2 separate regions of the Homo sapiens genome follow, and region 1 is linked to region 2. Evidence: read pairs that join two places in POLR2A ChIA-PET (ENCODE). Cell type or tissue: GM12878. All regions are shown on one strand. Each heading gives the region's core, and the rest is flanking DNA. Links, peaks and the distances in the headings are about the cores only. Region 1 overlaps CYFIP2 (cytoplasmic FMR1 interacting protein 2). Region 2 has its middle 23 kb from the start of ADAM19.

Evidence for each region. ChIA-PET counts read pairs that join two places held together with the same protein. Peaks named below come from ENCODE experiments on the same cell type or tissue, not always from the same donor. Only the 100,000 strongest peaks of a DNase experiment are listed, where the experiment ranks them.
Region 1: POLR2A ChIA-PET joins it to region 2 with 5 read pairs; 3 of 35 experiments call an interaction of 5 or more read pairs at or near these places.

Annotation. Positions count from the first base shown.
Region 1 is chr5:157,277,205-157,293,571 of GRCh38, forward strand. It overlaps CYFIP2 (cytoplasmic FMR1 interacting protein 2), which reads left to right. Exons shown (of 31, transcript NM_001037333.3): 2 at 8,135-8,274; 3 at 9,815-9,904. The coding sequence starts at 8,158. Among named protein-coding and RNA genes, the nearest start is that of CYFIP2, 19 kb to the left of the region's middle. RefSeq lists enhancers at 9,435-9,935, 9,936-10,436 and a silencer at 14,459-14,508. In GM12878, for the core only: no CTCF peak of the experiment used is centred there; a DNase peak (open chromatin) is centred at 6,397.
Region 2 is chr5:157,590,744-157,607,110 of GRCh38, forward strand. No RefSeq gene overlaps it. Among named protein-coding and RNA genes, the nearest start is that of ADAM19, 23 kb to the left of the region's middle. RefSeq lists a silencer at 3,660-3,759 and an enhancer at 11,710-11,869. In GM12878, for the core only: no CTCF peak of the experiment used is centred there; DNase peaks (open chromatin) are centred at 3,677, 5,908 and 6,705; H3K4me3 peaks cover 695 bases; H3K27ac peaks cover 6,155 bases.

The DNA of each region.
Region 1 (16,367 bases), core at 2,817-10,816, 310 kb before region 2:
ATTTTTATTAGGGATGAGGTTTCACCATGTTGGCCAGGCTGGTCTCGAACTCCTGACCTCAGGAGATCCGCCCATCTTGGCCTCCCAAAGTGTTGGGGTTACAGGCATGAGCCACTGAGTCTGGCCTTATCTGTGTAGCCACCAAGTCCGGTCTTATCTGTGTAGCCACCGAGTCTGGCCTTATCTGTGTTATTAATAGTGAAGGAGAAGGAATGGAAAAACTAGAAGTAAGGACATGGCCAACTTCAGGTCGTCTCCTCTCTCCTATGTTGTCAGGAGATTGAGGTGTGTTCATGAATTCTTTCATTCAGTACTTCCCCAGTGCCTAATCTGTTTGCAGCACTCTGCTAAGGTCTCTGCATTTTCAGTGATAGGTAAGAAAATGGTCCCTGACCTTGAGGAGCTTTCACATGCATGGTTCTACTCCAGAGAGGGCATGTTATGTTTTATTTCATGGGCAAACTCAGATTGATTGCTGGTGGCTTCCTGGAGCTCAGTATTTCATGAGGATTCTGAAGCTGTCTGTGGACTTAGTGGAAAATAGAGTCATTACCAATTAGCAATGTCTGTCCTGGCATGGGAGGAAGAAGTAGCAGTATTTGGGTTTTATTCTGGGGCCAAGAAAACATCATAGAGTGCATTTACACAAACCTGGATGGCATAGCCTACTACACACCTAGGCTATATGGTATATAGCCTATTGCTCCTGGGCTGCAAACCTGTACGGCATGTTCTTGTACTGAATACTGTAGGCAATTGCAACACAGTGGGAAGTATTTGTGTATCTAAACATAGAAAAGGTACAGTAAAAATATGATATTATAATCTTATGGGAACACCATCATATATATGATCCACTGTTGACTGAAGCATCATTATGAGGCAAATGACTGTAAATTTTTTTAATAGGAACAACCTAAATCTCCCTTTTATTTATTTTTATATTTATATATCTATATAATATTTTCTTTGTAGTAATATATGTATACATATGTGTATATATATGTATATGTGTGTGCAGTATGTTTGTGTGTGTGTACGTATACTTATATAGCCTCTGGCTGGAGCGCCATACGGACATGGAAAATATTTCCTGGCCTCTTGATGTTCATGAAACACAAAGGTGACAATTACCTAATCTTTCTAGCTTGCCAGAGTTGTGTTCTTCTTGAGGAAGGAAAAAGCAGCCAAACTGGGAAAAAAATATGTTTGGCACCTTTCAAAAAGGTACAAAACCAGGTGTGGTCTAGAAGAAAAGGCATAGAATTGGGAGTCAAGGTATCCTGTTTCTACCCTACCTCTGCCACTAGCTGACCATGTGACCTTGAATAAAAGTGTTTACTTCTCCATAACACAGTGTCCTCAGAAACACAGCAAAAATTATACCTGCTGAATTGAATTTGCAGGATAGTTGTGATTGAGAAAATCAATGTGAAAGATCTATAGAACTGAGATATTAGTGTAATAATAATAAACCTTCCTTTTTTTGGTAGGAGAATTGTTGGAGTATTTAATTCATCCTCTCTATTGAAAACAGGCCACAGACTAGCGAATGTTAAACGAAAGTATGGGAGGCCATTGTTTAAGACTAAGCTCCTGTACTAGGCCCCTAAAAACCAGACCAAATCAAAATGGAGTCACTCATGCTAAATGCCACTCTCTACCTGAGTCAGCATAATAAGCAAATCCTCTCTGCCTTAATCCTTACAAAAAAGTAACCTGAAGTAACTTGATGTTAACTAATCATTTATTTTTCTATTGTTGTGTTTTCTTATTCCCACCTTACAAAACCCACAGTTTTGCTATTGCCCAGTGGGAGCTTTCATTCTATTGTATAGAAAGGAGGTGCTTCAATTCATAAATCACAAATTAAGGACAATTAATTCTATAAATTTATTGTAATTTTGTCTTTTGACATGTCTTTGCTGGCTACTGTGTTAAGTATTCTACATGCTGTAGTTATATAATCAAAATAAACATTGAGGACAGGCACTATTGTAAATTGTCACCCTTACAAGGTAAGGAAACTGAGGCTCGGAGAGGTTAAGGAACATGCTATTGTTTATATAGCTCATAAGTGGCAGATGACAGATTGAAACCCAGAACTCAAGCTTACCCACTACACTAGCCTAATATTTCACTTCAGTAAAAAGTCTTAATATTTCATTTCTTTCCAGAAAAATCAAACAGATAATGACAATGCAAGTATTTTGCTTACAGAGAAACAGGGTTTAAGCTGTAAATGTCAGAACCTGCATTTCCAAAGCCATGTTCTCCTGGCAGTCGCCCTGCATTTATGGGACCCACCCCCCTCTTGCTTGGGGTCTGTCAGTCATGTCTGCCTGGGGGGGCACCTAAAGCCCCCCCTTCTCAGAAGCAAATTGCTTGTGTGCCCAATGTTATTATTACTTTTGGTGAAACCAGGCCACCGACTGAGTTTGTTATGAAGACACTGCATTTAAACCCATCATGAATGCCCGCCACTGAGAATTTGCAGCTGTGTTTGGTAAATGATGCTCCCAGAACACTGTTAACTTTTAAATATTTTATTAATTTCTTTTTCAAAATGATGAAATGGTCACATGTTCGTAGACCGAATATAAAGAATCATTCTCACTTGGAAGATTGCGTAACAGGCAGGACACTTGGGCAGGAAAGAAGTACGTTCTTATTTTCATTTATACCTCTGTTCAAATTTCCAGAATATTTTTCCTTTCTGATTGATGTGGATTTGGCAGTGCCTACCAGCACTTGAGCTAAAAATGTCGGATTTCCTTCTCCCTTAGGCACTGAATGATCTACCAATGCTCATAGAAATCCACTACAGAAGTTGTATTTGCCAGGGGAGAAGAAAGATAGCATTAACATAAACAGACTCCTAATTTATTTGCTTTGTAGGTTGTTCACTTACTTATTGATTCTCTTCAAGGGATGTTCAGGGGTACTATTATGCTACAGAGGAGAACTTAATGGTTATTCTGGTAAATGAGTATTTTTGTGTGTGTGTGTGTGATGAAGTTTTGCCCTTGTTGCCCAGGCTGGAGTGCAATGGCATGATCTTGGCTCACTGCAACCTCTGCCTCCTGGGTTCAAGTGATTTTCCTGCCTCAGTCTCCTGAGTAGCTGGGATTACAGGCACCCACCACCACGCCTGGCTAATTTTTTTTTTTTTTTTGTATTTTTAGTAGAAATGGGATTTCTACTAAAGAAAAATTGACCAGGCTGGTCAGGCTGGTCTCGAACTCCTGACCTCAGGTGATCCACCCGTCTCAGCCTCCCAAAGTGCTGGGATTACAGGCGTGAGCCACCACACCCGTCTGTAAATGAGTATTTTTTAAGTTTGAGTAGCCCAGAAGAAACCTAGTTACAGGAGAAAAAAAGGGAAGTTGGATAAGAGCTGGGAGCTTATAAACTGATCTAGGGGATTTTATGAAAAATTTGAAACATATATAAAATTGGATGGAAAAATACAGTAATTTCTATGTATGTGTCACACACAATCTATAGTTACTAACTCACTGCGAATTTGTTTCATTTCTATTCACTCTTCCCCCATCTAGTATTATTTAGAAGCAAAACCCTGTGTCCTTTTATCTATATTTTAGTAGATCTTTCTGGAAGATATAGGTTCTTTTAAAACATAACCTTGATATTATCAAACCTAAATACAATATTTCCTTCATATTATCAAATATCCAGTCAGTACTAATTTTCTAATTTTCTCATAAAGTTATAATTTTATTTGTATGGTGGTTTGTTTGAAATAGGATCCAAATAAGGTCCACACATGATAGTGTGTTCAGTCTCTTCAAAATCTATAGACTTTCCTCCCATCTCTCTTTTCTATCTTTGCAATTTATTTGTTAGAGGTCCTGAGTCATTTGTCCAGCAGAATTTGTCATAGATTGCATTTTGCTGATTACATCACTGGGGTGTAGCATGTTTTTCTGCCCTCTTATATTTCCTGTGAGTTGGCGTCAAAGGCTTAATTAGATTCAGGTGTTTTGTTTTGGATCCAGCATTCTTGGTGCGTTTTTCCATCATTAAGCACATAATATCTGATTGTCTTTCATTTAGGGATGTTAACAGCTGATGATGATCCGTGCCTAGATCCATTTGTTTGTAGAGGTTGGAAAACAAGGATATTATCATTTTTCTGTTAAAAAGGAAAAAAATACTTTTATGGAAAGAAACATCCATCTCTTCTATAGTTCGGTTATCTAGTGGTATAGTTTAAGAAAGACAGGTTAAATGTTTGCTTTTATTTACCAATTCTCAACATAAAGGTTGGTTCACAGGCTCATCTAACAGTAACAAAGTAATAAAAACCAAGCTTTTATTAGATGTCTTTGTGATCCATCAGGGCTCTTCCAGCACATCACTCGATTTTAAAATCACTTGGAATAATAGTCCCTTTCTGTGGAGTTACTCCAATAGTACAACATATATATACATTCATTTGTTTCATTTTACTTTTCGATTTGGGGGCCACTTTTTATAAATTTAAATTTTATTTTATAAGTATGTAAAATGTTTTGACGTTTTCAAAGTCAAATCTACAAAATAAGGCATATTCAAAGGATTCTAGCCCCTATCTCTTAACTGTTTTCCCTTCTTTTCCTGTTTTCCATAGGTAACTAATTTTTAAAAGCATATGGCTTGCCTTTCCATTGTTTGTTTTTTAAGTAGAAGATGTGTGTGTAGACATCTGCAGCCCCCTCTCCTGGGTAAATGAGTGCATGCTCTCCATACCATGTCCTGGAGATCACCCGTAGTTGCATGTAGAGAGGGTCCTCACTCCATTTTCCTGCTGCTTCATATTTCCCTGTACAGTGGCACCATAGTTTATCCAGACAGTCCTCTGTTAATGGATGTATTAGGCCATTCTTGCACTGCTATAAAGAAATATCTGAGACTGGGTAATTTATAAAGAAAAGAGGTTTAATTGACCTCAAGGTTCCACAGGCTGTACAGGAAGCATGGTGCCAGCATCTGCTCAGCTTCTGGGGAGGCCACAGAAAGCTTTCAATCATGGCAGAAGGCAGAGGGGTAACAGTTATACCATATGGTGGAAGCAGGAGCAAGAGAGTGGGCAGTGTGGGGGAGGGAGGTGCCACACACTTTTAAAATGACCAGATCTCCTGTGAACTCAGAACTCACTCATCACCAAGGGGATGGCCCAAGCCATTCATGAGGGACCTGCCCACATGATCCAAACACCTCCCACCAGGCCCCACCTCCAACACTGGGGATTAGAATTCAACATGAGATTTGGGTGAGGGCAAGTATCCTAACTATGTCAATGGATGTTTGCTGTTTTCAGTTTTTGCTATCACAAGTAGTCCTGCTGTGAATGGCCTTGTGCATATATCTTTGTGTATTTTTGTCAATGCATCTTTGGGACAGATTCCTAGAAGTGGGATTGCTGGTCAAATGGTAAAATGCTTATGGAAGTTTGTTAGATATTGCCAGATTTCCTCCTACGGGAGTTGTGTCATTTTGCCATCCCTACTAACAATGTTTGGTAGATCCTGTTTCTCCATAGTCTTGCCAACAGCATGTGTAGTCAAACTTTTGGATTTGAGTCGATCTAATCAGTGAGAAATGGTGTATCTCCTTGTAAGTTTCATCTGGATTTTCCTTATTGAAAATGAGATAGGACACCTTTCAAATGCAGTCTTCCTGGTCCCCTGGTTGGAACCCAGGCATTGTGTTATTAAGAAGCTGTGCACATGATTTTTTGGCACAAGCAGGGCCAAGAACCATTAACACAGAGTGTTTGAAAACACCTAGCGTAGAGGTTGGTATGAAATAAACCTCCACTTATCGAGTGTAATCTCAAAATGTGAGCATGAGCCCTTGGAAGGAAGTATGTAGTAAGGAAGCTGACTTCAGACTATGGAGCTGGACAAACCTGGGTCAGACCTCCCTCCACCACTTGCCAGCACTTGATCCTATGAAATTAAATGCCGAGGTTCTGTTTGTTCATCTATAGACTGGGAATAATCATAGTACCTACCTTTATAGGGTGGATGCAAGATTGAAATAGTCAAGTACTTCGCATAGTGTCTGACACAGAGTAAGGGCTAAAGAAATGTTTCACTATTATTATAATTGGAATTAATGAAGAGAATTACTAGGGCTTTGGAGGTTGAAGATCATTATGCCCAGTAAAATCATTACTCCCTCCTGTAAAATGGACCTAGTAGTAGTGTAAGAAGGAAGACAGTCTTTTTTTTTTCTTTTCTTTCAATGGATCAGTGAAGTGGTTTTGCTGTAGAACTGAATGCCACACTTAGAATTGTGGGGGAGAGAAGAGGAAGAAGCTTAGGTGTGGAGAGGACCTGAAACCACCATAGGAGACCAGCCTTCTGCAGAGGGCAGATGAGGAAGTTACCTCTGGGCTCAGTGAGCCCTCACTGGATGCAGCATTTGCTGTTGTCATGGTACGTGATGGGAAGGTGTGTTTGAGAACTCAGTGAAATGTGAATCTAGTTAGCTGCACAGCAGCCAGTGAAGGCTCAGCCCCAGTCTGCCCTCCCAGCCTTGGGCCTAAGGCAGGTATTAGTCTCGGGGCAGCAGGACCTTAGGTATATTCTGCAGTTGTTTTAGTCCTTGGCAGCCCGTGGACCAAATTCTTGTGTTGATGGTCCTTTTCCCCCCTAATGTTAGACACTGTATTTCCTAACAAGCAAAGCAAACTCACTGACATTCACAGCAGAAATCCCAGCCCCAGGATCTCACAACTCCCTGGGATCGAAGGTGGTTAGGAAGGGATTCTCAGACAAGCACAGTGGCCCTTCTCTTTGTGTCCCTCTTAATCGTGTGTTTAGGGTTGGCTTTATTATTATTAATAATATTTTTCTGAAACTCAGCTTTTAGTGTTTTTGTTCACCTCTACTGTTAACGTTTTATTTTGCTTTGCTTTTTGCTTTATGTCTGCCTTTGTAACTCTCAATCCCTCTGTTCTCATTTCTCTGGGCTGATTTTTGTTCTCTTAAGGTTTTTGAGTGTAACATTAACTTCATTTAGTTCCACTTTTCTTTCAGCTAAATGTGTTGAAGACATGTATTAGTGCTTTCCATCTTTCATTTCTAAAGATCTTATCATTTCTATTTGAATTCCTCTTTAGTTATGAATGACCTTGAAGTATGTTTTATAAATTTTCAAAGGTATGGGATTTTATTGCTACAATTTGCATTATTGATTTCTAATTTCCTTGAATTATATTTAATAATAAGTGAATGTGACTTGTAGGCCATCATTTTTGAAGAAACTTGGGGGAACCTGATTTATAGCCTAAATCATGATTAGTTTTTAAGCAGTGTTTCACATATGTTTGGGGGGAAAAATGAGTATTCTGTTTGCTGGGTGCTGAGTTCTTAAAATAGGAATTAGCTCTAGTTGGGTAACTGTGCTGTTCAGATTCTCTTCAGCTTCTAATCCTGCCAAACATACTATCAAAGCAGCTGCGCTGTGCCAGGGTCTAAGACACAGAAATATCCATTTAGGGCTGATTTGTTTGATGTGGCTCACAAAACATACCCAGGTCAAGGAAGACAGTGGCTCCTCCATCTTTGCAAAGAAGGTTGATTTGCAGGAATTGAGTTATTTTAATCCCAGTTTAATTAGCCTAAAAACCCGGGCTCTGGTTTTCAGTTGATTATCTTGGCTGTCACGATCCTGGATAATTGTATTGCATGGTAATTTAAGAGTGGAACTCATAAATATCCTTATGAAGAACAAAAGGTGGAGAAACTAACCATGACCTATGTTCTCACATCCCACTTGAGGTCCCTCGCTTGTGGTCACGTGACTGTGTGGGCATCACATAATTTCTCTGAGCCTTGATTTTTCATCAGTTATATGGATAGGGTACCACCTTCCATGTTGATCACAGAGGGTGGTGGTGAGGCTCAACCAAGTGCACACAAAATACCTTGTTAGCCATAAAGAGATCCTGAGATGTAAAAGATACACATCGAGAGCACCTTGGGAAGAAGTGGTGAGTGGAAGTGGCCTCAATGCATTTTAACTCTCTTTATTCTCCCAAAGGATGCTGGTCATGGTGCGGTTAAGAGGAATTTTAGAGGCCCCTGAAATTCTCCACTGACCTTCTCTTCCTTCCCTTCAGTGCAGAATACAGAAACTGCAGCCATGACCACGCACGTCACCCTGGAAGATGCCCTGTCCAACGTGGACCTGCTTGAAGAGCTTCCCCTCCCCGACCAGCAGCCATGCATCGAGCCTCCACCTTCCTCCATCATGTACCAGGTAATGGAAATGGTAGATAGCACCAGGGGGCCCAGGAATTCTGGGGATCCCCTAAGAGAGTTTGCCCTAAGGCAGAGGGAAGGGGAGGTCTGCATCTAGAAGGTGAAAGGTTGTGAGCTGATGGAGTCCCTTGTGCGCTGGTAGAGCCGAGTATAAGGAACAGATTAGCTACTAAATGTGCCGCAGGACTGTTTCCCTCCCTCCCCCAGGGAAGTCTTGTTGATCTGCTTTGACCCCAAATACCTTCCAGGCTATTCTTGCTGCTGTACCAACCAAGGTTTTGGCAGCTCTGGCCTCATGAATTAAATATTGCAATTTAGAAACCCCAGAGCCTGCCTGGGTAATTACTTTTCCTTCATGCATGTGAGGAGGGCACTACAACACCTCATAGCAGCTCATGGCTCAGGGAAGCTGGTCACAGTTGTTTGCTTTTGCCTAAGAGAGCAAAGCTTGTGATAAACCACCATCAGATTGTTCCAAACTATGACCTATCAGGGCCGGGAGTCGGTATAGCCCCTTGTCTGGGTGTGCCAGGCCAGATGCCATGTTAAGAAAGGATATGCTAATTTGAAAGTCTTAGCTGTGTTTGACCTTTTGATAGTTCTCAGATTGCTACAGGAGACTAAATATAAATACATAATAAATTCTTAAATTTCATTCAGTAGATGTATGAAGTACATGCTTGAAGGTTCGGCCCATAAACTTCATTGATTCACATCTTCTAACCCAGATTAAAATTTTAATTATACAAATATCTTTTTTATTATAAGCAATACAGAAAAGTATACAAAAAAGTATACAAAAACATATAAATTTTTTCTATAACTATGCGGATATATACCTTTTTTACCAAATATACATATATATGTGTGTGTGTATATATATGCATATATATATACATATATTTTTTTTTTAACCAATAGAGAACCATACTATATTTATTGCTTTGTGAGTTGGCTTTTTAACTTAAAATTTATTATGGATATTTTTCCATGACAATACCACAATACTACCACATTAGGCTTAGCCACCTCATGGTACTTAAAAGTCCATTTATGGATATGCTATTTTATGTATATATATATATATATATATATATATTTAGCCTTTCACTGTTGATGGATATGTAGGTTGTTTACAGTTTGTTTTAATCACAAAAAACAGCCACAGTAATTATTCTTGTACCTATATATCCACACCCTTGGGTGAGTATTTCTGGAACTGCCGAATCAAAGCAATGCACATCTTAACTTTTAGCAGCTATTTGGGCTTGTGGAGTTTAAGCATCTGCTTCTGAAGCTCAGATGAGTGAACCTGATTACTGATGGGAAGCAGACGGCAGACCCTGTCATCACCAGCTCCTGCCCAGTGTGATTGAGAGTGGGACTTTGTGGGGAAGGGGCAAGATGAAAGGTGACGCAGCAGGAGGTTTCCACAGAGAGCTTGCGTTGTTTGTTGGCAGCAGTTTGCCCTCTGGACACCCAGCCAACTTGGAACTGTTTTCTAACAACCAAAATGTTCCTGTCCTCTAATTCCACAGGCTAACTTTGACACAAACTTTGAGGACAGGAATGCATTTGTCACGGGCATTGCAAGGTACATTGAGCAGGCTACAGTCCACTCCAGCATGGTAAGTCTCTGTGACCCACGTGTGCAGACATGCTCCCTGCTGGGCTGGCAGGGGCCGCGGGCAGCTTCTCACACCAGAGGCATGTGCTCAGCTACTCTAAGAACCCCCTGCCTCAGTCAGAATCATCTGCTTAAGCCCACTCTTACATTCTGCGCCATCCCCTGTCGGTGCCTAGAAACATACAGTTCCCCTTTATTGTCCAGCTTTGGGAATCCTACTCAACTGTTAGGGCCCAACTTAGTCTCCACTACTCACTTTCTTGAGCTCCTATAGCTTTTTGGGTTAACATGTGATTGGATCTTGCCTTGTTTATAGGTTAATGAATGTGTGGAATTTTGTCTCTTGAGCAGAGCAAAAGGTTCCTTGAAAAAGGGACATTGGCTTTGGTTTTGGAATAACAGTTACTCAAAAAAGCTGATGGCCTAAATCATTTGCAAATAGGGCCAGTTATTATTTTCTCTCTTAGAGTCTGATTCATCTGTGGAGGGCTCCTCCCCTTCTCTGTTGGGCTTCCATTGATTTTATTCTCATGCAGCACTGCAATTTAAAGAATTCCAAATTCCATGTTCATAGACCCTGCCTGTGGTTCCATAAACCCTGCCTGTGGCTCCATAGACCTTTGACACTATATGTCTTAGCTCGTTTTGTGATGCTATAACAAGGAAACTGCAGACTGGATAATTTATAATAAATAGAAGTTTAGGCTGAGTATGGTAGCTCATGCCCATAACCCCAGCACTTTGGGAGGCTGAGGTAGGAAGATCCCTTGAGCCCAGGAGTTCAAGACCAGCCTGGGCAACATGGCAAGACCCTGTCTCTACAAAAATTTTAAAAATTAGCCGGGTGAGGTGGCACACACCTATAGTCGCAGCTACGTGGGAGGCTCAGGTGGGAGGATTGCTTGAGCCCAGGAGGTTGAGGCTGCAGTGAGCCATGATCGTATCACTGCATTCCAGCCTGGGCAACAGAGCAAGACCCTATCTCAAAAAAATAAGAGTAGTGGCTTATTGGCTTATGATTATGGAGGCTGGAAAGTCCAAGATTGAGGGGGCAGTATCTGGTGAGAGCCTTCTTACTGTATCATATCATGGCAGAAGCCATGACATGGGTGGCAGAGAAAGGGAAGGGGTCCAAACTCATCCTTTATGAGGAACCCACCCCCATAATAACAGCATTAATTCTTTCATGGGGGTAGAGCCCTCATGACCTGATCACCTGTTAAAGATCCCACCTCTCAACACTGTTGCACTGGAGATTTAAGTTTCTAACACATGAACTTTGGGGAACACACTCCAACCACAGCACTGTATTGGTTATCTCCCGTAACCTTGTGTTGACAAACCCTGCTCATTCATTCAATAAGTATTGTGTGGCTGGTGCCCTCAGAGGACTGTGTAAATGCTGGAGAGGTATGCAAGGGCAGATAGGGGCCAGTCCTGATCCTCAGTGAGTCAAGTGGGAAATAGATAAGCTTACCATTTATCGAATGCTTTTTCTATACAGATATTTTAGATGCATTGTCTCATTTGCTCCTGACATCAACCCTGTGAGGTAGGTTCTATTATCATATCCATTTTGCCGATGGGGAAAACTGGAGCCCAAAAAAATTGCATAACTTACTCAGGGTCCTGCAGCTGACAAGTGACAGCTCTAGATCAAGGTCTGCCTGACTACAAAACCTTTGCTCCAGACTATGCCTTGCAGACAAACAAAAATACACGAAGTTAAGGGTAAATGTCATGGTAAAAGTTCAAAGTTCTGTGTTTTTGAAGGAACCTTGAGAGAGTCAGAGAAAGCTTGATGTAGGAAGTGGCTTTTGTGTGAGGCCTTGTAGGAGGATAATGATACCTTGTAGATACAGTATACTTTAAAATATATGTAAGGCATTTTCATATATTATATTATTGGAGCTTTATAACAGCCCTGTGACTTGCAAAGGGATCATTATATCCATTTTAGGGATGAGAAAACTGAGGCCTAGAAAAGTTAATAAGCAGGTTGCTCATGATCCCACAACCAGTAAATCACAGGACTGGACCTGAAATCCAGGACTGATTGCCAGTCCTGATCTCTTTCTCCTGTTCCGTGCTGTCTCACACAGTTAGAATTTTACCAGTCAGAGATGAGACGGGGAGAGCACACCATGTGGAAGAGCTGGTGTGAGCAAAGGCACAGGGCAAGGATTTTCGAGGAGTGACTGGTATGGACTGTAAAGTGCATATAGGGATATTGTTTACAGATTCCCTACAAATAAAGGGTCGGGGCATAGAGGGTGTATTCGTTGGCTTGGATACCTTAACAAAGTGCCACAGACTAAATGGCTTAAACAGCAAAAATGTATTTCCTCCCCGTTCCGGAGATTAGAAGTCCAAGATCAAGGTGTCTGTAGGTTCGGTTTTTCCTCAGACTTTTTTCCTTGGCTCCCAGATGGCTGTTTCTCTCTGCATCCTCACATGGTCTCTTCTCTGTGTGCACACATCTCTGGCACCTTCTTTCTGTGTGTCCAGATTTCCTCTTTTTATAAGGACACCAGTCAGATTAGATCAGGGCCCTCTCTAATGGCCTCATTTTAACTTAATTACCTCTTTAAAGGCCCCGTCTCCAAATACAGTCACATTCTGAGGTCCTGTGGGGTTAGGGCTTCAACCTATAAATTTGGGGGGCACACAATTCAGCCCATAACAGAAGGCTTTAGTTTATTTAATAAAAAATTAAAAACAATGGAAAAATCTTTATCCTTAAAAGAGATATGAACAGAACGCAGCTTGGGGGACAGATTCCATGTGTTAGTCATATGTAGAATGAGTTGCAAGTAGGAATGAGGCAAATAAATTAGTCAAGATAATTAAAGTTATCTACACTGCAGGCATTCAAGGCTGAATGAGGGTGATGGCACTGGGGTACAGCTAAGAGGATATGGATGTGAGGGACACTGGCTTAGCAGTCACCTGGGACTGCACTGACTGAGTTCCCAGGAAGACCAGGTCAAGACACCAACAGAGCAGTCGGAAGGAGGGGTTAGGTTGGAGAGTGATAGTGTTCATTTTCTGTTACTGCCCTAATAGAGTGTCACAAACTTAGTGGCTTAGAAGAACACTGATTTATTTGCTTATAGTTTTGTAGGTCAGAAGTCTGACGTGGGTCTTACTGAGTTAAAATCAGGGTGCCAGCAGGGCCGCATTCCTTCTGCAGGCTCCAGGAGAAAGTCTGTTCCCTTGCCTTTTCCAGCTTCTAGAGGTGTCTACATTCCTTGACTCGTGGCCCCCAGCCAGCAGTGACATCACTCTGATCTCTGCCTGCATCTTCAAATCTCCTTCTCTGACTCTTCTGCCTCCCTCTTTTGCTTATGAGTACCTTGTGTTTACACTGGGCTCCCCAGGATAATCCAGAACAACCACCACCACCCGCCTACCCCCATTGCAAGGCTCTTAATTGGTCACATCAGCAAATTGCCTCTTTCCATGTGAAGGAACATATTCACAGGCACCAGGGATTAGGATACAGACATCTTGGGGGGACCATTATTCTGCCTACACAGGGAGAGTGTTGATGTGGCTTAGGCATGAGTCATGAGTGGCATGCAATGCTGACATTCCTGGATAACACCAAAATCTCCCTTCAGTCAACAGTGTCTTCCTCGTGCCTTCCCCAGTCTTTCTAAGGTAGCTTATTAGCAGCAATGTGGGTGTATGAGATGCTCATCTTCTTGTATGTCTCCTGTCCCCACTTGGGCAAGGTGAATCTCTCAAAGGACAGGATAGCCAGAGAAAAGAGGAGGAGGGGAAGTACGTAAACCACATAACTGACCAACTATATGGAAGAGTTGAGGGTTCTTTGCTGGGGTGAGATGGGGGCTGAGTGATCACTGGATCTGTCACTACATAAAATTTGAGCTACACTCACATTGGGTTTAAGTCATGGACTTTCAGAATATTAGAAATGTAAAGGACCTTAGAGATCCTTAGTCCTGAAGCTGTCAATGTGGGCTGCACAAGAGAATCAACCTGGGGATTGTTTAAAAACACCAGTGCCCCACCCCATCCCCAGGGATAAATATTTAGTTAATCTGGGGCATGGCTTAGGCATCAAATTCCCCAGGTGACTCTAATATACAACAAGGGTTGAACACGAATGATTCAGGCCAACTCTTTACCTCCAAGTAAGGAAACTAAGACATTACAAGTTAAAAGGTGGGCCCAAGAAGAGTGAGGACCAGAACTCAAGTTTCCCAAGACCCCACCCAGGGCTCTTTCCACTGCACCATCCTAACCTCTACATTCTAGCATAATTGCATGACAGATCTGGCTGATGGCCAAACTGTCCGTAGGGCAGAGTTCACATTCTTCTTGTTCACTGCGCTGTTTGCAGCACAAAGCACAGAGCCTGGGACCCATGAGTGCCCAGTTAAACATTCACTGAATGCATGAGTCGGAATTAACACCCGTCGGCAGGCAGGTTGGTGCTACAAGTAGACACGTGTTCCTTACGTGACTGTCACTTCCCCTTTTGGACATGTGTTCTGAGGCAGATGACTGCGGGACCCACGGGCTTGATTGGTTCTCCCTGTTCTCAAGGACAACATGTTACTGATTTTTAAAGTTCTCTAAATTAATCATTGAAGTGTGACTTGTCAATGACATTTGCTGCTGAAAACAGAACTGTCATAAGTAAATTGATCTGCTGTTATACTAATAAGATATTATGAAATGGTGGTATGTGGATTTAAAAATAAAGTTCATTTTTTAATATAGATATAAACATTTATAAAAAGAGATGGCCTAGTAAAATTCTTTCTTTGGTGATTTTTTTTTCAAAGTGTATTTCCATTTGAAGTGTACAATTCAGTAGTTTTCAGCATATTCACAATGTTATACAGCCATGGCTACTACCTAACTTTCATCACCCCTAAAAGATGCCCTGGACCTGTTAGTAGTCAATCCCAATTCCTCTCACCCCACCACCTCCTGGAAGTCACTAGTATACTTTCTGTTTCTATGGATTTGCCTATTTTCATCTAAATAAATAATCCAATATGGACCTTTTGTGTCTGGCTTCTTTTACTTAACATAATGTTTTCTTTCTTTCTTTTTCTTTTTTCTTTTTTTATTTTTATTTTTTTATTTTTTTTGAGATGGAGTTTTGCTCTTATTGCCCAGGCTGGAGTGCAATGGCACAATCTTGGCTCACCGCAACTTCCACCTCCCGGGTTCAAGTGATTCTTCTGCCTCAGCCTCCTGAGTAGCTGGGATTATAGGCATGCACCACCATGCCCGGCTAACTTTGTATTTTTAGTAGAAACAGGGTTTCTCCATGTTCATCAGGCTGGCCTCGAACTCCCGACCTCAGGTGATCCACCTGCCTCGGCCTCCCAAAGTGCTGGGATTACAGACGTGAGCCACCGCGCCTGGCCAGCATAATGTTTTCAAAGTTCATCCATGTGGTAGCGTGTATTGGTAGTTCGTTACTTTGTATTGCCAAATAATTAATTGTATGGACATGCCACATATTATTTATCCATCCATCCATTGATGGACATTCGAGTTATTGGGCTATTTTGAATAATGCTGCTATGAACATTTGTGTTACATGCAAATCTTGAATCTACACATTTTTCTGTGTGGACATATGTTTTCAGTTCTCTTGGGTATACACATACCCAAGAATTACTGGGTCGAATGGTAACTCTGTGGTTAACGTGTTGTGACACTGCCAGATTATTTTTCTGACTCACTTCACAGATTACCAAGAGTATGTGTATGTGTTCCATTTAATTCTCATAAAATTCTATGAGATTATTATTATTATCATGATTTAACAGATGACTAAGTGGAGAATTTTAGGATAAGTGATTTACAATAGACTAAAGGGCTAATAAGTGATGAAGCTGGGATTTGAGCCCAGATATGTATGTATGTATGTATGTATGTATGTATGTATGTATGTATGTATGTATGTATGTGTGTTTGAGATGGAGTCTTGCTCTGTCGCCCAGGCTGGAATGCAATGGCGCAATCTAAGCTCATTGCAGCCTCTGCCCCCCGAGTTCATGCAATTCTCCTGCCTCAGCCTCCAGAGTAGCTGAGATTGCAGGCACCCGCCACCACACCTGGCTAATTTTTGTATTTTTAGTAGAGACGGGGTTTTGCCATTTTGGCCAGGCTCATCTTGAACTCCTGACCTCAGATGATCCACCGGCTTCAGCCTTTCAAAGTGCTAGGATTACAGGTGTGAACCACTGCGCCCAGCCTTGAGCCCAGGTATTCGGACCTTGAGTTTAGGTCTCTTTCCACAGCAGCAGTTCCTCAGTGAGATGAGTCATCACTGTATTTTTTCACGCTCGTTTTTCATGCTGTTGTTGGTTTTCCCATCTGCTCTGCTTATTATTAAAAATTGATATTAATCATTTTCCTGCTTATGAGATAGTACATGGGCTGTTATAAAAGTGTGAAAATTATAGTGCTAT
Region 2 (16,367 bases), core at 2,681-10,680:
ATTTATAATTGAATACATATGTTGCTATTATTATTTTGAACACAATGTTATCTCTTAGAAGAATTAAGAATAGGAAAAATAAAAGTTTCCATTTTATTGTCATTTATTTATTCTCTGTTGCTCATTTTTTCTTTATGTAAACCTAAGTTTCTGACCCTTTATCAATTTCATTCTCCCTGAAGAACTTTTAAAAAATATTTATTGGCTGGGCGTGGTAGCTCACGCCTGTAATCCCAGCACTTTGAGAGTCCCAGGCGGGTGGATCATGAGGTCAAGAGATCAAGACCATCCTGGCCAACATGGTGAAACCCCATCTCTACTAAAAATACAAAAATTAGCTGGGCGTGTAGTCCCAGCTACTCAGGAGGCAGGAGAATCACTTGAACCTGGGAGGTGGATGTTGCAGTGAGCCGAGATCACGCCACTGCACTCCAGCCTAGGCAGCTGAGCGAGACTCCATCTAAAAAAAAAAAAAAAAAAAAAAAATGCTTGCAAGCAGACTATTGGCAACAAATTCCTTCCATTTTTGTTTGAGAAAGTCTTTATTTCTCCCTAGCTTTTTTTTTTTTTTTTTTTTTTTTTGAGACAGAATCTCACTCTGTTGCCCAGGCTGAAGTGCAATGGTGCAATCTCAGCTCACTGCAACCTCTTCACCCCAGGTTCAAGAGATTCTCCCACCTTAGCCTCCCAGGTAGCTGGGATTACAGGTGTGCACCACCACTCCTGGGTAATTTTTTTTTTTTTTTTTAGTAGAGATGCTGTTTCACCACTTTGGCAAGGCTGATCTTGAACTCATGACCTCAGGTAATCCACCCACCTCGGCCTCCCAAAGTGCTGGGATTACAGGCGTGAGCCACTGTGCTCGGCCTCTCCTTTGTTTTTGAAGAATTCTGTACCATGGTGTACAGAATTCTGGATTGGTGGGATTTTCTCTTAACACTTTAAATATTACACTCAATTCTCTTCTTGCTTGTATGGTTTCTGAAAAGCTAGCTCCAATTTTTTGCTCTTCCTTAAATAAGGTGTTTTTTTCCCCCTGGTTTCTTTCAAGATTTTGCCTTTGTGTTTGATTTTCAGAAGTTTTATTATGATATGACTAGGTGTAGTTTTTCGTTTGTTTGTTCATTTTAACATATTCCTCGTGTGTGACTAGGTGTCCCTGTTTTTTGTTTGTTTGTTTGTTTACTTGGCATATATCCTGCCTGGTGTTCTCTGAGCTTTTTGGATCTGTGGTTTGGTGTCTGGCATTAATCTAGGGAAATTCACTATTGCTTCTGCTCCTTTCTCTTTTTCTTCTCCTTCTGGTATTTTCATTGTGTGTATCTGTACCTTTTGTACTTGTCTCACAATTACTGGGTATTCTGTTTTATTTTTTCAGTCTTTTCTTCTCTTTGTTATTCAGTTTTGCAAATTTCTATTCTCACATCCTCAGGCTCAGAGGTTTTTTTCTTAGCCATGTTCAGTCTACTCATGAGCCCATCATAGATTCTTCATTTCTGTAACAGTGATTTTAATCTCTAACATTTCTTTTTAATTCTTAGAATTCCCTCCTCTCTGTTTACATTATCTATCTGTTCTTGCATGTTGTCTCTTTTTCCATTAAAGCCCTCAGCATATTAATCATATTTAAAATGTTTTTCAGTTGGTTGGGCATGGTGGCTCATGCCTGTAATCCCAGCACTTTGGGAGGCCAAGGCAGATGGATCATCTAAGGTCAGGAGTTAAGACCAGCCTGGCCAACATGGTAAAGCCCTGTCTCTGCTAAAAATAACAAAAATTAGCGGAGTCTTTAGCAGTTTGTCAATTACAGTTCCAGTTTTCTTCCCCCAGCACCTCCCAGGAGGTTCCTGCTGGTGGGTTTCTGCTCTGATGTTATGATACTCTGTATCTATCTGTTTCTCCAATTTTGTGGGCAGCAGCTTGCCATATAACCTCACTTCTCCACTGGACATGAGAAGAGCTGATTTTTCAGTTCATCAAGCTTTTTACTTGTTGTTACGACCGAGTGGTGACTTCTAAGCTCCTTTCATGCAGGACTAGAAACCGGAAGTCAAATATTTTTAATAGATAATGATGCAAAATGTATCATAGGAGCCAGCTTCCTGCAGCTGTTTCCCCTCCTCAGCTAGCAGCCACCCTTCCCTAGGTGCTTTTTCCCCTTTCTAGATAAAGCCCTGGTGGGATTTAGAGGTTACACCAACCTTTTGCAGACATTTCACTCCATTATCTTCTTTGATCCATTCAAAAAGCCATGTGAACTGGGTGTTAGGATCCCATTTCACAGAAGAGAAAATTGGCATTTTAGGGGTAAACAACTTCCCCAAGGTCACACAGCCAGGACACAATTCCAAGAGGGAAAAGGAGGAAAAAAAGATAGAACCCTAGCATGGGAGTTTTCTCCCACGGAGATGACGTGGGGATACAGATTTCAGAGCAACAACCTTTTGCATTTATAGCCACACCCAAAGGACATCTGGGTCCATGAATTTTTCATTCAGCTCTATGCAAAGCGCTATGACTTGCCCTGGAAACAGAGGTTCCTGGGTAAGAGCCCCTGCCTTCTAGAGCCTCACTAGCCCAAGTGTGGTCCACAGACCAGCAGCATCAGCAGAACCTGGAGCCTATTAGAAATGCAGACTGTCAGTTCCCACCCAGACCTCTTGAATCAGAAGCTGCATTTTAATAAGATCCAAAAAAAAAAAAAAAAAAAAAACCCAAGGTGATTTGGCTGCTACTTAAAGTCTGAAAAGCATTGCTAGGAGACAGTCCAAACTTGATTTTACATATGGTAAGAGAAAACAAGTGTTTTCCTGGAACGGAAGCTAAGGATTGGAAAAGCCCAGAAAAAGAGAGATTGGATATAAACAAGGATCGTAGGAGGCTTCATGAAGGAGGGGTTTTGAAGTTGAGCCTTGAAGCAGAAAAGTGCATATGAACAAAAGTACAGAGATGGGAAGTGTTTAGTGTTTGGGGAAAGGCAAATGGCCTCATGTGACAAGAGGGAGAGAGCGGGAGGTGAAATTAAGAATAATAGGAGCAAATGGTCAAGGATGTTTTCTGTATGGATAATAAGGCAGCTGGAATCCTCTTTGTGAGAGGTCATGAGCTGGTGACCTGTGGGCCAACACAGTGTTGTAAAAATAATTTGGATTGTAGTTGTGTCCAAAATATTTTCAAAATGTTAAAAATTTAATTATCATAAAAATACATAGTGAGCATTTTCCAGGTTTTAATTAACTAATCAGAGAACCAGCAAGATCACCAAGGTGGTTCAAAAAAGGACAGGAAAAACTAGACAAAAGGAACTCTAAAATAAGATTGAGATCCAAACTGGTTAATAACCTACAGGGCAATAAAACTACATTCTTTGGGGTTATCTTCTCTACCAGACGATAATCGTTTACAGCTTTACTGGACAAAAAAAAAAAAAAATCATTGACAATTTATTCGTTTTCTGTAATTTAACATCCAACTTTACAGAGTTATAAAATGTCAGACCCCTAATTAATCACAAACAGTAAACAGCAGGTGAAACAATCTTGTGTTTCCCTGGAGTTAGACAATGCCCTGAACAGAAAAGACAGTGAGTGGTTAAGGGCAGTGATTCTCAAACCTAAGCTTAAAGCAAAATTCCCTGAAGGGCTCATTACAACACAGAATGCTGATCTCCAACCTCAGAGTTTCTGATTTAGTACATCTGGGGCAGACTGATGATTTGTTCTCAGTTGATGCAGATGCTATTTACCAGGGAAAACCCTTTGAGAACCACTGATCTTAGATGCCACTGAATGAAAGAAACTGCAGTCATTCTTTTGCCTCATTTCCAAATTTTGGATATTTTTTCTGAACAGTTGCCAAATGTTCAAAAATCAGAGAAAAAAAATTCCTGATTGTGGCTCTTATGAAAAATTAGAAAGTCAGACAATAGTAAGTCTAAATTCTCCCGTGGTGACAATTGCTTAAAGCTCAATATCAGTTGCTCCTTTTTTTTTTCACTAACCCTAACCTACATCACTCATTTATTTTGCTGGCATTTGATTTTGATATCCCTGCAAAACATGGTGGAAACACAATGCAGAATTTGGAGGAGGAACATGAGTGCAGCTGGTTAACACCTATCTCTGTATCACATCTGATCAGCTCAGGCACCCAGGGCTGGCTTCCCAGAAGTACAACCCAGGCAGTTGCACAGGGCATCATTCTCAGGAGAGCCTCACACTTGATTTAATGCTCTGGTATTGCCATTTTGCAATTCTTAATAATTTTTGGAGAAGAGGGTCTCACATTTTCGTTTTGCATTGGGACCCACATATCATGTAACTGTTTTGCAGCCACCTCAAAGTTTGGAATCCACACTTAAAGGTGACCCTCTCATCACCAGATTGCTAAGGAGAGGAGGAGGTAATTCCAGAATCAGAAACCTAGGGGATACTTTAGAAACCATCTTGCCCTGCAGATAGGGTCACCATTTCATTTTATAGCTAGGGCTACTAAGGTCCAGAAAGAGGAAATTGACTTCCTCAAGGTCATGGACAAATCCTGAAAAGGGAACCAGATTAAAAGTCTGAAGTGGTGAGTCTGCAAGGCTGTGAATACTAAGGCTGCCAGCAAGTTTATGTATCTGATATACCCCTGCATACCAATATGAAAATTCCTGTTTTTCACTTAGCTCAGTCAACTTTGGGTTGATCTGGTTGAAGCAGGAGAAGGATGTGGATAAAACGGGAAGAGTGGGGGTGTGATCTTTAAACAGATCAAGAAACTTGTATAAACAGACCCATTTAGAATAAGGATTGTGAAAGGAAAAAATCTTATATATGAACTCCACCCCTATGTTTGTTACAAAGGACAGATCTCCACCTAAACCCCTAAATAAACTGCAGAGGCAAAAGCATTCAGGAAAAACCCAGCAATATACTACCCAATTGAAAATGGCAATCAGCTCAACATCCCTAATCATCAGAGAAATGCAAATCAAAACTACGATGAGATACCACACTCTAGTCAGAATGGCTATTATTAAAAAGTCAGAAAACAACAGATGCTGGCAAGGCTGTGGAGAAAACGGAATGCTTATACATTGCTGGTGGGAATGTAAATTAGCTCAGCCACCGTGGAAAGCAGTTTGGAGATTTCTCAAAGGACTTAAATAGAACTACCATCAACCCAGCAATTCCATTACTGGGTATATATCCAAAAGAAAATAAATCATTCTACCAAAAAGACACATACACTCACATGTTCATTGCGGTGCTATTCACAATAGCAAAGACATGGAATCAACTAACCTAGGTGCCCACCAGTGGTAAATTGGATAAAGATAATGTGGTCCATATACACCATGAAATACTATGCAGCTATAAAAAAGAATGAAATAATGTTCTTTGCAGCAACATGGATGCAGCTGGAGGCCATTATCCTAAGCAAATTAACACAGGAACAGAAAACCAAATACTGCATGTTCTCATAAATAAGTGGGAGCTAAACATTGAGTGCATATGGACATAAATATGGAAACAATAGACAACGGGGACTACTAGAGGGGGAAGCGGTGGGGCAAGGGTTGAAAAAAAAGCTATTGGATACCATGCTTACTACCCGGGTAATGGGATCATTCACATCCCAAACCTCAGCATCATGCAATATACCCATGTAACAAACCTGCACATGTACCCCTGAATCTAAAATGAAAGTTGAAATTATTGTTTAAAATGGCAATCAATAAAGCACTTAATTTCAGCTGGCTCCACTTAGCCAGAGAACAGCTCGAAGACCTGTAGGTCTCGACTGCCTAGTTTTAGGTTAATGGCTGCACACACTCAGAAAGTCGAGTTCCTGCAGCTGGTTGAGTGGTAAGTTGAAGTGAGAATTAGGCAAATAAGTCAGCCCTTGCTCACATCTGCTCTTGTGGTCTGAGTGGGTGGATCTTCCTCTCCTCCCCAACCACTGCTCAGGAATAGTCAAGAACACAACGCCTGGGTGTAGAACTGCATCATTAAACCCACTGTGCTTGGCTCAGTGATGGGTATATGGCCCTAAGCTGGACCAATGGGCATCTTCCCCAAGACTCTTGACAGCTCTATCAAAAATTTGCTTTCTTCTCGTCTGAGATGGTAAGCAATATAAGTTTGGAGCTATGAGTTGTCTTCTTGCTGCCATGTCAGGAAAGAACCTGTCTAAAAAATGAAGTCAAACAGTGGTAAGAGGTATGGAGAAAGAGAGAGACAAGGTCCTAGTATTATTATTTGAACCTGTGGATTTAGCCATGCCTGAAGTCAGCCGCCTCAACTTTTCAACTACATGAGCCAATAATTTTCTTTTTTGCTCAAGCTAGTCTGAGTTAGAGGTCTGTCACTTGTGACTGAAAATATCTCAATCATGCAAAGGCCTCCTCCATTCTAGGCACTGTGCTAGCTGCTGGGATTATAAGAGTGGACAAAGACACATGTCATTCCTATCTTCACGGTACTTAGCATCTAGTGGGAAAGATGACAGTAAGCAAGTGAGCAAATACACATATACATAAAATATAATAATTACACATTGATATTTGTAAACAATTGATGCTAAAAGAGAGAATGAGAAAGGAGGACTACTTTAGACAGCATGGTGGGGTAAGGCTCTCTTGAGTTGTTTTTTGAGCTGAGAGTTTGTGGTTGGTATGAAGAACAGAGGGAAGAAAGTTTCAGGTGGCAGAGACAGCCACCATTCTCAGGCTTGAAAGGCCTCTATTCATTCCAGGACCTGAAAGAAGGCCTTCATTCATTCACCCATTCAACAAACATCTGTTAGACGGTGTCAAGTGCTAAGTACAAGGAGATAAAAGCAGCCCCTGGAGAGTTGATAAGAGACATTGAAAGCTATACAAATGTTTGAACCATGTTATTCAGCAATTCCACTTCTAGAAATTCAGTCAAAAGAAAATAACAGGAATTTCTGCAAAAACATAGCTATCAGGATGTTCATTGAAGCGTTATTTATTTTTTTAACTCTAATTGAAGTGCCACAAACATACTAAAAGAGTGCACATAGACCGGGTACGGTGGCTCACGCCTGTAATCCCAGCATTTTGGGAGGCCGAGGCAGGCGGATCACCTGAGGTCAGGAGTTAGAGACCAGCCTGGCCAACATGCCGAAACCCCATCTGTACTAAAAATACAAAAATTAGCCGGATGTGGTGGTGCATACCTGTAATCCCAGCTACTCAGGAGGCTGAGACAGGAAAATTACTTGAACCCAGGAGGCGGAGGTTGCAGTGAGCCGAGATCGTGTCACTGCCCTCCGGCCTGGGTGACAGAGCAAGACTCCGTCTCAAAAAAAAAAAAAAGGATGTACATATCACAGTAAACAGTTCAACTATTTTCACGGCCTGAACACACCCACATTATCGAAAAAGAAAAGAGAACATGCCCTGCACTCCAGAAGTCCCCTTTTGCCACCTTCTAGTCACAAATCCCCCTTTAAGCAAGGGTAACTACTAGCCTGACTTCTAATAATATAGATTAATTTTGCCTCTTTTTACTTTATATAAATAGAATCATCCAGTATGTAACTTGGGGGAAAGGGATATGGGAAGGTCTTGGCTTCTTTTGCTTAAGTTTTGTGTTTGTGAGATTTCACTATATCGTTTATGTAGTTATAGATTGTCTGTTCTGCATAGTATTCCATTATCAGAATGAACCACAGTTTAGTCATCCGTTCTACCATTTATAGATATTTGGGTTGTCTCTAGACTGAGACTATTACAAACAGTGCTGTTGTGAGCATTCTTTTGGTTAATATATATTTGCATTTCTTTTAGGTATATACCTAGGACTGACATTGCTGAGTCATAGTATATGATCAGCTTTAAAAGATATTGTTAAACAGTCCAAGAAAATGGTTGTATCCATTCATACCTCAATCAACTTTGTAAGAGAGTTCTGGTTTCTTCACATGGTTGATAACACTTGACATTTTCCATTTTTAAAAAAAATTTAGCCATCTGGTGGGTTTGTGTTGGTACTGACTTTTGGTTTCAACTTTCATTTTCCTGATAGTGAATAAGATGATTAGTGAAAATCTTGTCATCTCTTTGTTGGCCATTAGATATCCCCTTTCCCAAGGAGCCTGTTCAAGTCTGTTTTCCATTTTTCAAGTGGGCAAGCTGTTTTTTTCTGTTGGTTTGCAGGAGTTCTTTAAATATCCTGGCTACAAGCCTTTGGTCAGTCATATATATGAAAATATATTCTTCCACTTTACAGGGTACGTCCTTACTCTCCTTTGATACAAAGCAATTCTTAACATTAATATCTTAGAATTCATCATTTTTATGAGCACTACTTTTTGTATCCTATTTAAGAAATTGTTGGCCAGGTGCTGTGGCTCATGCCTGTAATACCAGCACTTTAGAGGCCAAAGCAGACAGACCTCTTGAGCCCGGGAGCTTGAGACCAGCCTGGGCAACATGGCAAAACTCCGTCTCTACAAAAAAATACAAAAATTAGTTGGTCATGGTGGCCCAGGAGGATCACTTGAGCCCGAGAGGCAGAGGTTGTAGTGAGCCAAGATCACGCCACTGCACTCCAGCCTAGATGACAGAGCGAGACCTTGTCTCAAAAGAAAAGAAAAGAAAAGAAAAGAAATTGTTTCCCACCCCAGGAGCAGAAAAATATTCTCCTATGTTTTTCTCAAAAAACTTTACTACATTCATTTTACATTTAGATCTATAACCTATCTGAAATTTATCTTTATGACGTGAGGTAGAGATCAAGATAATTTTTTCCATATGGCCGTGTTTCCCAAATGGTGCACCAAGTCACCCTTGGGCACTGCAGTAAACTCACAGAGGGGCCATGGGACATTTTACCTTTTTGAGGGAAGCACAGTGACAACTGTTGGATACCATATAAACTGTTAGCTGGAAATCGTTCACAGTTTCAATGTTAAATCATACTCCATTCCCTTCAATGACATGATATTTTTGCAAAGCAGGGTTTTTTGAGGTTGCTATGATAAAAAGTAAATGCCATGTGAAATCAGGAAATGAAAATGATGATGTTGTCTGATTCCAAGACCTGAGAAACTGTGTAGTCCTCAACAGGAGCACAGTCTACAGTCTATTGGTCAATATTGTGGTTACTTAAAAACAAAATATTTTTTCTTTCAATTTACAAGTATTTTTTTCCAAACGATTACTACGTTGTTAAGATATAATTATTCATTAAGTTGTTTGGATCTAACTACTTAATAAATAGAACTGTTAAGTATTTCTTTTTCTTTCGTTCATTCTTTTTTTTTTTTTGACAGTCTTGTTCTGTCGCCCAGGCTGAAATGCAGTGGCATGATCTCAGCTCACTGCAACCTCTGCCTCCTGGGTTCAAGTGATCCTCCTGCCTCAGCCACCCAATTAGCTGGGATTACAGGCATGTGCCACCATGTCCAGCTAATTTTTGTACTTTTAGTAGAGATGGGGTTTCACCATGTTGGCCAGGCTGGTCTCGAACTCCTGACCTCAGGTGGTCCACCTGCCTTGGCCTCCCAAAGTGCTGGGATTAAGAACTGTTAGGTATTTCTTTTGACTGAGGGTTGCCATGAAAAAAATTACTGAGACACTAAAGTTACCATATATGGAGAAAGTGTGGGAACCTTCCTGAGACAGACAGACTCCAGGGCAGTCCCCACAGTTTCCACCCTAGTGTTTGTGTTCTTCTGTGATCCCTGCTCTTGAGTGTGGATGGAATCCCTGACTTGCTTCTAAGCCACAGAATACAGCAAAGGTGACTGATGTATGTGATTGTATGTACAGTACATGACTGTGTTACATTAGACTGTAACACCCAATTTGGGAGGAGACTGCCTCCCTTGTTGGCTTTTAAGAAGCAGGCTGCCTTGTTGCGAGTTACTCTGGGGAGAGGGCCATGTGTCAAGGAGGTGAGGGCAGCCTTAAGCCAACAGCCAGCAACTAACTCAGGCCCTCAGTTTCCATCCTGTAAGGAACTGAATTCTGCCAATAACCACACAAGTTTGAAGCAAGTCTTCCCTGGTCCAGCGTCAGAAAAGACTGCAATGCTGGCCACCACCTTTTTATTTTTTAAGATGAGGTCTTGCTCTTTGCCCAGGCTGGAGTGCAGGGGCACAGTCACAGCTCATTGCAGCCTCCAATTCCTGGATGCAAGTAATCCTCCTGCCTCAGCCTCCTGAGTAACTGGGACTACAGATGCACACGACCACTCCCAGCTATTTTTTTTTTTTTTCCAGAGACAGGGGCTTGCTATCTTGTCCAGGCCGGTCTTGAATTCCTAGCCTCAAGTGATCCTCCCACCTTGGCCTCCCAAAGTGCTGGGATTACAAGCATGAACCGCTGCACCTGGCTGCTGGCCAACACTTTGACTGCAGCTTTGTGAGACCCTGAAGCAGAGGGCCTGGGTAAGCCATGCCCAAACTCTTGTCTACAGAAACTGTAAGATAATAAGTGTGTGTTGTGTTAAGGAGCAAGTTTGTGGTAATATTGTTACCCAGCAATAGATAACAAATGCACTCACCATATAGATAACTGACTGATCCAGCATCATCTAATGAAGAGACCATTCTTTGTAGTGTCTAGTCTTTTTCATAATAGAAGTAGAAACCCCCAAAATTTCTTTCTTAAAAAGTGTGTTTTATTAGGCCGGGCATGGTGGCTCACGTCTATAATCCCAGCACTTTGGGAGGCCGAGGCAGGTGGATCACTTGAGGTTGGGAATTCGAGACCAGCCTGACCAACATGGAGAAACCCCATCTCTACTGAAAATACAAAATTAGCCGGGCATGGTGGCGCATGCATGTAATCCCAGCTGGTCAGGAGGCTGAGGCAGGAGAATCGCTTGAACCCAGGAGGCAGAGGTTGTAGTGACCTGAAATCGTGCCACTGCACTCCAGCCTGGGCAACAAGAGTAAAACTCCATCTCAAAAAAAAAAAAAAGTGTTTTTTTCCTTCTTTTTTTGTTTTCCTAGGCTCTTAAAAACCACCAAAATTTCTAATAAAAGTTTGATTAATAGACCATGATATATTTCGTCCACATGACAGAGTAATAGACAACCCATAAAAATTATGTGGAAAATATCTAGTAACATGAAAACGTTTTCACAGTAGATTACTAAGTGAAAAATATGAGTTTAAAATTGTACATTCAATTATATTCTACTTGTGTAAAATGTGAGTATTATGTGTATCTGCATTGTTAAAAGACTGTTTAAAAATGCCTTTGGGAGAGAGAGGATTACAGGTGTTCAACAACTTTTTTGTGTGTTTTTAAAATTTTCTACAGAGAAATTGCCAACAAATTTCCTATAGAGAGATCATATTAGTTTATACACATACATATTCATACACATTTTTTTCCTTAAAATAGAGATGAGGTCTTGCTATGTTGTCCAGGCAGGCCTCAAACTCCTGGCTTCAAGTGATCCTTCCTCCTCAGCCTCCTAAACTTCTAGGATTACAAGTATGAGCCTCCATACCTGGTCCACATACTTTTTAAATTAAAAAAAAAAAAACAGTCCCTGTGTTGAAGGAATTTATAGGAGACAGGGTGTAGACAAATAAGAATGCTGTAACATTAGAGACTATATATTCAGGACCCTTTAGAGACCCAATGGAAACCATCTTAACACAGAAGGGAAGATATTGGCTCATGGACTTTGATTGGCCTTGCTTGGGTTATATGCCATCCTTGGATCAATTACAAAAGACAGAATATGGCATTCTAGGCCAAAATCAGGAGCCTATGCTACAAGCCCTGCCTGTTGTCAGCACCCTGTGGCAAGGGGTGGGAGACGGCAAGATCTTCCCCCTTTTCCCAAAAAAGGGTGCCAGAAGAAGGGGGATGAGGAAGGTAATTGTGGGAGACCAAGCATGAAGCAGTTAGTTTTGCCTGGAGGAGAGGGGCAAAGGCACAGAGGAAGTGATACTCATGCTGAGTGTTCAAAGACGGAGAGGTGTTTCCAGGCAGCTAGCGTCAGGAGGGCATCTGTAGAGGAAGAGGGGGAGTGTTATGAGCAATGGGGAAGGGAGCCAGAGAGATAGTCAGAGGCGAGATCTGGATGTGGCTTCTGGGTCAGGTGAAGGTGTTGAGCCTTCATTCTGAGGGTCATGGGGAGCCCCCAAAATAAAGATGAGGACATGTGTGTTTGGTTGCCTTTGCTTCTGCAGCAAAATACAGTGCCTGGCAAACACTTTTACAAGCAATGATAGTAATAATATGGCTGCCTCCTGCACTAGACTCTATGACTCTCTGATGGCCATGAGGAGGACGGATTTGGGGGCTTTTGACAATAGCCTCCACTAAACCAGTGTGTTTCCAATGTTTTTGACTGTGATCCTCAGTAGGAAATACATTTTACATTACAATTCAACTAAATTTCACTGAATTATGTTAAAAAAAATCCCCGCCCTAGACTACCAACTCCATCTTGGCAGTGACCATGACTTATAACTCTTGATAATTACCATAGGTTTGATGTCTGGTGAACTGTCTCATGGTGGGCCCATAATATTACTGTTACTACTAAATTCATATTTACTGAATGAACAGGTGCAGATGTCGATAAATGATTCAAAATATTTGCAAACTACAGAGAGTTATACAGGTGCGAACAATTGATGTTGGCAACTAACTCAGACACATATTGATGAGCCTGTATGTTAGACCAATTGCCGGAGCAGGCAGCGGGAGGTGATGCTGAGGGCAGAGGAAGGGGGTAGAGGGAATTTACTGCCCATGGAGGGTGGTTCTCCATGCACCACATTTCAATGATTCATGCTACTTCCTGGGCCACAGTTCTCCTCCATAACCGCACATCCTTTTTCACAGACTGTGAGTGATTTCAATAGTATATGAAAACTATGACTCAGAGGCTGGAAATCAAAGGGTTTTCTTTGAAGGCCGGAAAAATTTCATCTCAAAGAAAGTGCAACAAACGCACAAGGTAGTCTTTTTCTCTGAATAGAGACATGGGTTTAAAACTAGGAATAGTAAATGACACAGGCACAGAGACGGGAAAAAAGCCACTGTTGTAGATATCTTGAAAGTGCATTTGGCTCACGGAGGGTCTCCAGGGACCACTTAAGCCCATCATTTCCATCCCACCTATTGAAGCTTATTGATTAGTACAGTCGCAAAACCCTTCCCATGTGTTCTCTGTAACCAAAGTTCTCTAAGTAAAAAGCAAAGCCCAGGAAACAGCTTTAAAAGGAGAAGTTTACCTAAAGATGAGAAATACTAACTGGGGCTGAGCACTGGCTTCCTCCCAATGTCAATATTCCTGCAAGGTTTAAGGATTGGGATCCCATTTGAAGAAGCACTTGTCGGAAGAAATAATGATGTTCTGTCTTTTTCAAAGAGTCGGAAACCTTTGTGATGAACAAAGTCATAATTAAAGACCTTTAGTTCAGGATTGCACTAACAGTTTGATAGTTACGGATGACTGAGGAGAAATTTCCAATACCAATTATATGGAGCCTCTTTCTTTCTTTCTTTCTTTCTTTCTTTCTTTCTTTCTTTCTTTCTTTCTTTCTTCTTTTTTTTTTTTGAGACGGAATTTCACTTTTGTTGCCCAGGCTGGAGTGCAGTGGGGCGATCTCGGCTCACTGCAACCTCTGTCTCCTGGGTTCAAGCGATTCTCCTGCCTCAGCCTCCCGGGTAGCTGGAATTATAGGCATCTGCCACCAGGCCTGGCTAATTTTTTGTATTTTTAGTAGGGACGGGGTTTCACCATGTTGGCCAGGCTGGTCAAGAGCTCCTGACCTGAGGTGATCCACCTGCCTCGGCCTCCCAAAAGTGCTGAGATTACAGGCGTGAGGCCTACATGGATCCCTTTTCATTCAACAGACAAGCAGACAATTAAGATAATATTCTAAAAAGGCCTTAGAGTTCCAGATTAAGGAACCTTGGGACCAGGCTGACTTAGGCTAAATTCCACTCTCTCCCCCATGTCACAGGTAAGATCCATGCCTTGGAAGTTAGGTAGTTTTTGCCTTGAACATCTTCAGTAATCAGCTTGAATTTTCTAAATGCAACTTCATCATTCTGCAAATCAGCAAGACTCACTTCAAACACACGACCCTTCAGACTACCAGGTGCAATTTTGGTTCCCTGGGTCCTGGTGACCAGTGTCTTTCCAGTATTTCTTCTACTGAACATAGCATGCTTTCACATCGTACCAATCTTTCTTAGAAAATGGATCAACCAGCCAGGGGTGGTGGCTCACACCTGTAATCCTAGCACTTTGGGAGGCCGAGGCAGGTGGATCACCTGAGGTCAGGAGTTCAAGACCAGCCTGGCCAAGATGGTGAAACCCCGTCTCTACTAAAAATAGAAAAATTAGACTGGGCGCAGTGACTTAAGCCTGTAATCCCAGCATTTTGGGAGGCCATGGCGGGTGAATCACCTGAGGTCAGGAATTTGAGACCAGGCTGGCCAACATGGTGAAACCCCCGTCTCTACTAAAGATACAAAAACTTAGCCGTGTGTGGTGGCACACGCCTGTAATCCCAGCTACTTGGGAGGCAGAGGCAGGATAATTGCTTGAACCTGGGAGGCAGAGGTTGCAGTGAGCCGAGATCGTGCCATTGCACTCTAGCCTGAGCAACAGAGTGAGACGCTATCTCAAAAAAAAAAAAAAAAAAAATTAGCCAGGCATGGTAGCAGGCACCTGTAATCCCAGCTACTCAGGAGGCTGAGGCATGAGAATTGCTTGAACTCGGGAGGCGGAGGTTGCAGTGAGCTGAGATCACACCATTGTATTCCAGCCAGGGGGATAGAGCAAGACTGTCTCAAAAAAAAGAAAAAAGAAAAAAAGAAAATGGATCAGCCACTTCTTGGCTCCCTTTTTGCTGTCTTTCGTAAGGTACTTGTTCTTGCCAACCACCATGTTGCTGCTCAGAATGATCTTTTCAATAAACGGTACTGAAAGAACTGGACAGCCATATGAAAAAAATGAACTTCGACCTTTAGCTCACATCATACACAAAAATTAATTTGAAATAAATAATAGAGACAAAAGTTGTGAACATAAATACATTCAAAAGCTGTTGGAACCCCCAAAGCACTTTTTTTTTCTGGCAAAGTCCCACCTCAGCCTCCGAGTAGCTGGGACTATAGGTGCGCACCACCACACCTGGCTAATTTTTGTATTTTTTTGTAGAGACAGGGTTTCGCCATGTTGCCCAGGCTGGTCTTGAGTTCCTGAGCACAAGCAATCAGCCCACCTTGGCTTTCCAGCATGCTGGGATTATAGGTATGTGCCACCACACCTGGCTTCCAAAAAGACTTTAAACCTTGAGAGAGAACTGGTGATCTGAGTCACTTAGCATGTAGTTGCAACTTCTGCTTCTTAGATTATAGATCAACTCTCTTTTCTCATTGTTCTTGTGCTATAAATGACTGGGAGAGACCAGAGACCAGATGTCCTCCCCTTCTAATCACTGACCTTTGTTATAGATTGTCTCCTGCATTATTCTGTACCTAACTCAAACCAGATGGCGCAAAAGACCTCATGACTGTTTCATCTTCAGTATGGAATGTTCAGTATATCTTTCCTGAAAGAAAAAGATGACCTTCACCAATCAGACCATTGTAATTATGCATTAAGCCTTACATAAGGCCGGGCATGGTGGCTCACAGCAGGAATCCTAGCACTTTGGGAAACCAAGGTGGGATAATCACTGGAGCCCAGGAGTTTAAGGCCAGCCTGGGCAACACGGCGAAGCCCTGTGTCTATAAAAAATTGACTGGGTATGATGGCACACACCTGCAGTCCCAGCTACTCAGCAGACTGAGGTGGGAGGATCACCTGATCTCAGGAGGTCGAGCCTGTAGTGAACGCTGATGGTGCCACTGCATTCCAGCCTAGGTTGCAGAATGAAAGTCTGTCTCAGGAAAAAAAAAAAAAAAAAGCCTTGTATAAAAAAAGTTAAAATTCTGATTTTTTCTCCTAAACTTTGTCTATGTAAACCACCCCAAACTTCTGCACTTCAGAGCACAACAGTACAATTCCATCTTTCAAATTTGTGCTTCCTGGGTGGCTGTCCTCAAGCTTTGTGCTCAAAAAAACTCTACATTTAATCATATTTTCTAAATTTTATTATTTTAGGTTGACAAAGTAAAGGCTAAAACTATAAAACTTCTAGAAAAAAAATAGGAGAAAATGTTCACAAACTACAGTCTTATGGTAGACAAAGATTTCCTGGACAGGACACAAAAGTATAAACCATAAGAGAGAGAAAAAAAAGATAAATTAGACTTCATTAAAATTTAAAAATTGCCTGTACTTTGAAAGGTACTATTAAGAAACTGAAAAGGCAGGCCACAGTCTGGAAGAAAATATTTGCAATGCAAATATTAGAT